Regions from separate parts of the Mus musculus genome. Here region 1 is linked to region 2. The links are chromatin loops, found by intact Hi-C in ENCODE. Cell type or tissue: left cerebral cortex. All regions are shown on one strand. Links, peaks and the distances in the headings refer to the core of each region. The heading gives the core; the rest is flanking DNA. Region 1 has its middle 130 kb from the start of Tfap2d. Region 2 has its middle 320 kb from the start of Defb41.

Region 1 (4,402 bases), core at 315-4,314, 390 kb before region 2:
TATTTATAAACTATAAAATATATAGCACAGTTATGCCTACAGCACTCAGAAATCACCAGACTATATATTCATTAAAGAGTGGTAATTACTTTCCAGATATTTTGCTTCCAATCTTTTATTGACCTCATAATGCGGTTGCTATGCTTAATAGACTGATGCAGCTGTTTGTGTAATTCCTCCCACAACATATGAATTTGCAGCGTAAGTTCAGTGATAATTCAGACAGGCACATTCTCTGAGAGCAGAGCAAAAGGAGCCTGCCTGGCATAGGGAACTAGCCGTTGCTTGCCCCAAGGATGTGAAAGAGGAGTGAGAAAAACGATGTAACGTTTTTATGGTCATTTATGTGAGACTGTTAATGCCATGTGGTCTCCGTGGGAAAGTGTCTTTTTCGAGGAGAGTGACTAAAACTTTATAAATTCTGATAGAGAGGGTATTTGTTGAATTTGTGTTCACTTCCTTAAAGAAGCTATAGCACTCTTGTAAATCATTTTGAGCTAGAAATTATTAGAACAGCCAAAGTGATGTTTCTCTTTCATTTGGGAGGGTTGCTTTTAAATTAGTGAGCTCCAAATCAGATCATGTCACAGTTCATTTTTTGCCAATGTATTTTTTATTTCTGAGAAAAGATATTGACATGAAATAAATGTCTGAGTATAAACTTCATTGAAAGAGTAAGAAAAATTGGAAATGAAATTTATTCAAATTAAACTATAGGAATTTGCAGACAGTGATCACTTTCCATTACTTTTGTAAGCTTCAGAAGTATTAAAATGATTCTATAGTATCTATATGGTGTATGTGTATTCATATACAAGTATTTGCATGATTATAACATTGTACAGACTTTCTGAGCATTTCAGATGGAGGGGTGAAAATAGATGAGAAACTACTTAAAATCTATTTTGGAGTAAAGTGATTCATATTTACTTTGCTATATTGATTTGAATCAAAGCTACTTCTAATTATTTTAAGAAATCAGCTCTTTGTTTATGTTTATGAGTGTGCTACAGATGCAAAGCGTATTCCAATAACAAATACACGATGCTGATATCACACACTTTAAATAAGACTACCATTAGGAAATCTCTAAATGACACTTAGAAAGCAACCTCGCTATGATGCTATGATCTTTATATCTGGCAAACAGAAAAGAAATGGTTTAAGCAGCACCTAAAAAATATAACCAAAACTTTGATACACAACTACTTTAAAATCAGAGTGAGACTTTGGTCTAGAAAACACTAATCAGTGTTTTCTGCTTAATATTAGTTTCATATGGTCGTATCATTTGTTATTAACATTGTACAGACATCCTGCACATCCTACCCCTTTTGTTGCTTGAGGCTTTGGATTCAAAATGTCACAGCAAATTTTACGTTCACTAATAGACTGAAAATTGCACATAACATTAGTAAGACTGAACAGGAGTTATTATGCCTAGATGGCAAAATCTGGCACACACAACAACACTGGAAATGACATCTTAGTTATTCTTTGTCTCCAAACAATAACAAAAGGGCGAAAACCGCAGGTGTGTGGTGTTTTTATTTTTTTTTCCTTTTTAAAGTAAAGTTCACTTTTCTGCAACTTCTCCATATGTATTGTCAAAATATCACATTATACAATTCACTGGAATTGAACTTACTGCTAAATACCCATTAGGCTCCCAAGAGATGCCTCCCATTAATTGTTTAGTGAGAGCTCCCTTAGGCTATCACCAGGGAAGCACATTAAATGCACAAGACGAGAAGTTGACAGAGATCCCCATAGAACAAGAAGCATCTACCAAACTCACGACGTCTCCAGGAAGCATCCGATAAAGCAGTGTTAAGAATGTTCATTTGGGGCCAGGTAGTTTTTCTTCTTTTTATATTTCTAGGGTTCAAGCACGCATATTTTATGGGAGGAAAAAAATAAACAATGCTATCAAACCATTAGAAAAGGAATGCTAACAAATCATGGGCAGAGTTAGTTTATATGGCTTGGTTTTGAGGACCCGATGTAGTTTTCACACAGGGGAAGGATTGTAGGAGTTAGAGATGAAGACAATTATGTACTTGATAATGGAATAGTAACAAAATAAAGAGTGAAAGAGGTAATTTTTTAAAAATAAATGGGAAGAATGTGACTGGTAGAAAGTCTTCGGCTAATGGCCAAATGGGCTTGTGGAGAGAAAAAGTCAAGCCGCGAAATGAGTGACAGTGGGTTCCGGCAAAATATGTTTTCGTGTCTGTCTGCCACATGCTATTGAAAACCTTTCCCTTTCTGAGTACAGCACAGACTGTTATCACTCCTCTGTTTAATTACAATCGCTGCTGAAGCCATTGTACATCTATTATGCACTATTATGTTTGTTTATTTCACATCATTGTGTTTAGAATGTTTCTTAAAAGGAAATGTAAGAAAGCAAACAAAATGTGCGCAAATGTCTTTAAAAGAATCCTTTTGCTTGTATTACTCTAAAATTTCCACTAGAGGGGGCACTAGTAAAACAAGAAAGGGGCCTTTTTTGAAAATTGTGTTCTTTTTCTCTAGGAGGTGAATACACCTCGCCTTCTCTCATTTCCAGCCATAACGGAACACCAGAGAAAGCAAAAATGAAGGGGCTTCTGGGTATTTAACATGCGTACATTAAGTTCTGTTTAATTTTTTTCCCCTAAATGTGCTGCAGCTAAATAGCCCAGAAAGCAAAAAGTTTTGGTTAAATATAGATAGAATGCCATGTGCATTTATATTATGACTGATGAAAGCTGAACACAGAGAGATAGATACCTTATCTCAAGGTTTGACTTTTCGTGAGTCCTGATTGTTCCGTAGGCACACGCATGATGAGGATTCCTTTTACAGGTAAAATTGAATTTATCCAAGTCCCAGGCATGGCCTTTCTTTTCAGCTTGCGATTTCAATCATGGGAGAAAATGACTAATAAAAAAAAATAGCATCTCTTGTTAATAAATCTCCATGAAGTGCCAAAATTTGCCAAGCATTGTAAACTTGAATGTGAGTATTGTTTTGATGCTACATTTTATTACTGTTAATTTTGTGTCAAGTCATATTCACTAATGCAGCTTTCAGGGGCCAGAGAGAGCTAGCACTAGCATGTATCATGACAGAGGTTCCACCTGACATGGGGTTCAATACCCTGAGAATTAAGGGCATATGCCAACAGGAGCCTTAATGCAGTTGCTAGGAGTTCAATGCAGTCACTCACTTTCTAATTTGTAACACGGATAGAAAGTTTAATTGTCAAAACTTGTAAAATGCCATGCCACATCAGATGAAATAAAAACACCTGTCCTAAGTCCTCACCATAATGATTGACAGGAGATGTATTCAATAAATGTTAACAAAAATATGTTTTTTAAATTATTCTCATCCATCGGAACTAGTCATTCCAACACTGAGTTCCAGTTTCATTTTATGCTGTCTTACCTCCTTAGGATTTCTTTCAGTCTTTTGTTACTTTGTCTTCTGCAGAACAATGGTATTCTTTACCCAGAAATGTTATGTTTTTATATTTTTTAGACTTGAGGAAGTCAGATATGTGCTTATAAAATTAAATTTTTATTTCTTTTATCACTTAATTATTAATTAAATAACAAATGATTTCTTTGTCACTTGAAAAGGGCTCTGAGAAAAACAGCCGATCTGTGCTGCTTATCAGAGTCATGAGAACACACAATCTGGAATATGTTTCCAGCAATGACTTAGCACAGATGCTCAAGCACATAGAAGCCAGGGCTCAGAAGAATTACAGGCATGTCCAGAGTCCCAGTCTGTGGAGGGAGCTGAGCATCAGTGGAAACGCATTTCTGTGTCTTTCTCTCCTCTGGCTTTAAAACCTTGCATTGTAAATTAATCATTTTACTTTTGAATTTTAAAATGAAAACAGAACCGATTTTGGAAGAAGAGAGATAGAAGGTGGCAGCATGGCTCGGGCTTAACAAGCAGTGGCACAGCACTTCAGAGTTTATAACCTGCATCTCCATAAAGTCTGATAATGACGGAGCTTTGGTGATGGGTACAGCGTCAATGTTCTCTTACATTTTCCCTTTATCCCTTTTAACAACTTCTTTCTCTCTGTGTTCCTAGTTCTGGTGAAGGGATGGGCTAGTGCCCTGTCCACAAGTCATTAAGCTGGTATGGACACACCACAGCTGTTTGGAAGTCATCTTTGAGAGTACTGTGCTCAGGAGTTTTGAATTACAGTCCTTTCTCCCCCCCCCCCCCCCACCTCCATTTTGCTGTTTTTTGACCTCAGGTTTGTAATGGACATGAAGAGTTGTGATGGCATTTGGTGCCTGGGGCAGTGTTACCAACATGCAGGCATCTCATGACACCATCATCCCTTTGATCCCAAGAAAGCTAGGCAGAGAGGAGGGGTGAGAACATTACTTGA
Region 2 (4,402 bases), core at 112-4,111:
TGTGTGTGTGTGTGTGTGTGTGTGTATGTATGTATGAAGCAAAGCTCTTAGATTTTAAGAGGCAAAAAAGCTATCTGATCCCCTAAAGAAAACCTAGATCCCTTAAAACACAAACTTATCCTATTCTAAATTGAAATGGTGCCTGTTGGTTCTTACCTTTCCCACATACACTGATAGCTCATGCTTGCCTAGAAGATAACATATTTGGTTGTTGTTTTGGTTTTTGAAGTCTACGTGATACCCTACCACTTCTTTGCTCATGTTCTGCTTTGATTTTAACATTTTTGTTATTTCTTCTTTTAATGTCTCAGAAGTTCTCTGTCACTATTAGACTTCATTGCAATAGATGTGGATTTTTTTTTCCTGATGACAGAGACAGCTCAGCATTGTCACCAAGGATAATTTCCCACCAAGCTAATTTGGTCCCTCCTAATGAATTCTATTTCATTTCTCAAAAACCTTGAGGCTTTTGCTTCTTTAAGTGGAAGTTTGTTCTTTTAGAGACTTCTCCATATATTTGCCAAGTAATAATTTGTCTGCCAAAATACTTTCAGGGGTTAAGAATGAAGGAGATGATATCCAAACATTTAACTGTAATGGTTAATAGTGCCAAAATAAATGGATTTAGAGTCACCTAGGAGACACACCATGTCTGTGAAGGCATTTCCAAAGAAGCTTATCTAAGGAAGGACAGTCTATCCTGTGTTTGGGCATTACTGTCTTATGAGCTGGAGTCTCTGAAGACAAAGGAAATGGGAAGGTAGTCAGCTGAGTACCAAAATTTATCTCTTCTTGTCCCTGAGTGTGCAGACAATGTATTGGTCTCATGCTCCTTTAACCATGGCTTACTCAAATTGTAAGGCCAAATTAACTTTTTCTTTCTTAACATTTTGGCAGGCATTACTTCAAATAACAAAGGAAGAAATTTAAATAATAGTTATGATGGAGAGTCACAAGAATATGAGACTTTCTCTGGTATGCCAGTCATTGAGGTTTCTTGTGGGGTAATAGGCTATGCACAGACAGCCTGGTCTCCAGTCAAGCTGAGGTCTTGAACCCTGTGAGACCCGATGGGTGGTAATTTCTACCTACATGGGGTAGAAGGCATTCCCTCATGTCTCCTGGACTCCTGACTCCTGTCGAAGTTACTGACCCCACAGCCCCACAAGAGAGGCATGTGGCTATTAGTCACGTAGACAATGCCCCAAGCTTCTGGCCTTCTGACTAGACTCTTCCACAGTTAGCTAGCAACAGCAAGATAGCAGCCTACTATAAGGGGGGCTGTTTGGCCCCTCCTCACTCTCTTAAGCTTTTACTTTCCTTATCCTCTCTCTAAGCTTTTACCTTTCTTTCTCTAAGCCTTCACCTTTCTTACTCTCTAACACTATTTCTCTCCCTTTCCCCTTCTCTCCTCTTGGCTATGACTGCTCTCTCTCTCTCTCTCTCTCTCTCTCTCTCTCTCTCTCTCTCTCCTCTCTTTTCCCCTGCCTTGCTACAATAAAGCTCTAAAACCATAGTCTGTCTCTGTTCATCAAGGCCTGGACTAAAGACACTCACCTATGTGGGAACCACCTAGTGCCCCCTCTCCCTCTGACCCCTCTACCTTTCTCCTCCTGGGTTGAGTGTCGACCAGGGCCCCTATTCTGTTCTCAGCTTCTCTGCGTTATCCAGCATGTGATGCCAGAGACTGAGAACCTGGTACCTGTTGCTGCCCCTTGTCCACCACCCCGCACTGTGTGGGGTCAGTGGCTTCACACAGCCAGATGCCCAATTGAGGTGCGTGGAAAGCATGGCAGTCCTCCCATTTCCACCGGCCCAGAGCACCAGAACTCTGGCAGGACACGGGCTCTCTCCCTCCCCCCTCTTCCTTTACACCCACAGCCCTGCAGTTTCTAAGGTAACAATGCAGAGAAGAACATGTTAGACATCCCCATGTTTAATCTGGGATGACAAAGCAGCTGGTTCAAGTAGAGCATTCCTGAGATTTCAGTGGAAATAAACCTAAAACCCTGAGCAAAGATGAAGTGATCTGCATTTCATTCATTTTACTTAAGTTCATACTAAATTTTAGCAACTACCTTCATGGGGGTATAACAAAAAGGTTAACCACTGAAGAAACCAACATTGTTCAAGATATCCTATGATAAAAGATAGCTGATCCTATGCCAGGATTCTTTTGTCATGTGTTGCTTTGTTTCAGAGGGTATAGCACACCAGTTTTCCAATGTATAAAAACCTAAGAGAAGGACTGGGAGAAGTGTGATTTTCTGTCTCTCATTTTGGATACAATTTTGAAATTAATATCACTTAACTTTCACAATTATGTCTTTAATATAGATATGATTATCATTTCTACTGAATAGTCGAGCACATAATTTAATAACAAGAGACAGGAATGAATAAGATGCGAGCACCAGCAAAATAGCACAGTCAAGCTCTGGCCTCTCAAGCTCTCGAGGAAGACATAAGGTGCTGGCAGCCTTTGGGTATGACAGAGACAGACAGGAGGATTCTCAGAGTGTAGAGAAAAAGCTTTTCAAAAAGATGTCTTCTTCAAGTAGGTTACCCCCTAGGAGTAGAAGAATAACATAGACTGGGTTTCTGTCCCTCCATTTCAGAAAAATAGCCAAAACCTTGTGCAGGAAACTAATGCTTGTTTAGGCTACTAAAAATTAGTTAGCTATACCCTCAAACCCTTGTATAACGTGATGGTATCTGGGAATTTTCATTTCAGATAGAAGTCACTTTACCAGAATGATTTTTTTTTAATGTTGTGGGTCTTATTTTTTCCTCTTAGATGTTTTCTGATAGAAAAGCTAAGTGCTACCTACACTTTTGCTGGACAGAATTTGTGTAATGTTAGGACTTGAAGTAAAACGTGAGAATATCTGGTCCCACCACCATCTCCATAATCTAACAGCACTGTTTCCTATGCCTCTTCCTCACCCACGTAAAGCTGCCTTTTTATGTGCTATACTCTCTCAAATGATAATAAAAACATGACAGGTTTTTGCTTTTTACTGACTTCCTATTACCTAACCTTAGCAAAAACTCTGTTTTCATAAACCTAGGGATGATATAGAATGATTTTAAAGTTCCGTGTATATGTCTGTCAATTTATATATTTACATAGGAGACAAAGAGTGAAATAACCTCTTGAATATAGGATACTTAGAGCTTTAGGGCACAATCTGTTGCAGAATAGTTAAAACTGTTGCAAAACCATCTTTTTTCATAATATATGATTGGATAGCTATTCTCTGACTCATTCTCCATTTGTGAGGTTGGTGATTTATTGATTATACTAATAATCTTCCTTGAAAGTCACAGAGTAACTAAGTCAATCACTTTTGAAGAAAAATCAATATCATTTTTCTATTTAATGTTTTTTCAATGAAATGATTATGGCTGATGAAGAACACATCTGATTTTGTGAATAGGAATCCATAGGAGTGAATGCATATGCTAATTTTTTAAATTTAAATTTTATTTTAATTAGGTATTTTCTTCATTTACATTTCCAATACTATCCCAAAAGTCCCCCATACCCTCCTCACCACTCCCATACCCTCCCCTCACTCCCACTTCTTGGCACTGGCGTTCCCCTGTACTGAGGCATATAAAGTTTGCAAGACCAATGGGCCTCTCTTTCCACTGATGGCCTACTAGGCCATCTTCTGATACGTATGCAGCTAGAGACACGAGCTCCAGAGGGTCCTTGTTAGTTCATATTGTTGCTCCACCTATAGGGTTGCAGACCTCTAAAGAGGAAATGTTTATGTGAAATTCTCTTTTTTTAAATAAGTGGCATTTTTATCTACTTTCATTTCTGAAGATGATGATACTCAAGAGATGACAGCATCATCATTACTACAAAGTTTTATCAAATAACTACTAAGTACAGCCCCTTCTTAGAATTGGGAACAAAATCCCCATGGAAGAAGTTACAGAGACACAGTTTGGAGCTGAGACAAAAGGATGGACCACCTAGAGACTACCAACATATCCAGGGATCTATCCCATAGTCAGCTGTCAAACTCAGACACCATTGCATACACTAGCAAGATTTTGCTGAAAGGACCCTGATATAGCTGACTCTTGTGAGACTACACCGGGGCCTAGCAAACACAGAAGTGGATGCTCACAGTCAACTATTGGATGGATCACAGGGCCCCCAATGGAGGATCTAGAGAAAGTATCCAAGGAGCTAAAGGGATCTCCAACCCTATAGGTGGAACAACAATATAAACTAACCAGTACTCCCTGGAGCTTGTGTCTCTAGCTGCATATGTATTAGAAGATGGTCTAGCCGGCCATCAGTGGAAAGAGAGGTCCATTGGTCATGCAAACTTTATATGCCCCCGTACAGGGGAACGCCAGGGCCAAGAAGTGGGAGTGGGCG

What was found. A loop is a pair of places that touch in the nucleus more often than their neighbours do. Peaks named below come from ENCODE experiments on the same cell type or tissue, not always from the same donor. Only the 100,000 strongest peaks of a DNase experiment are listed, where the experiment ranks them.
Region 1: it touches region 2 in a loop (2.0-fold over the local background); 2 of 42 quality-filtered maps call a loop at or near these places.

The regions. Positions count from the first base shown.
Region 1 is chr1:18,974,992-18,979,393 of GRCm38, reverse strand. No RefSeq gene overlaps it. Among named protein-coding and RNA genes, the nearest start is that of Tfap2d, 130 kb to the left of the region's middle. In left cerebral cortex, for the core only: a CTCF peak has its summit at 2,473; DNase peaks (open chromatin) are centred at 2,262 and 2,472; H3K4me3 peaks cover 378 bases.
Region 2 is chr1:18,587,080-18,591,481 of GRCm38, reverse strand. No RefSeq gene overlaps it. Among named protein-coding and RNA genes, the nearest start is that of Defb41, 320 kb to the right of the region's middle. In left cerebral cortex, for the core only: no CTCF peak of the experiment used is centred there; a DNase peak (open chromatin) is centred at 1,851.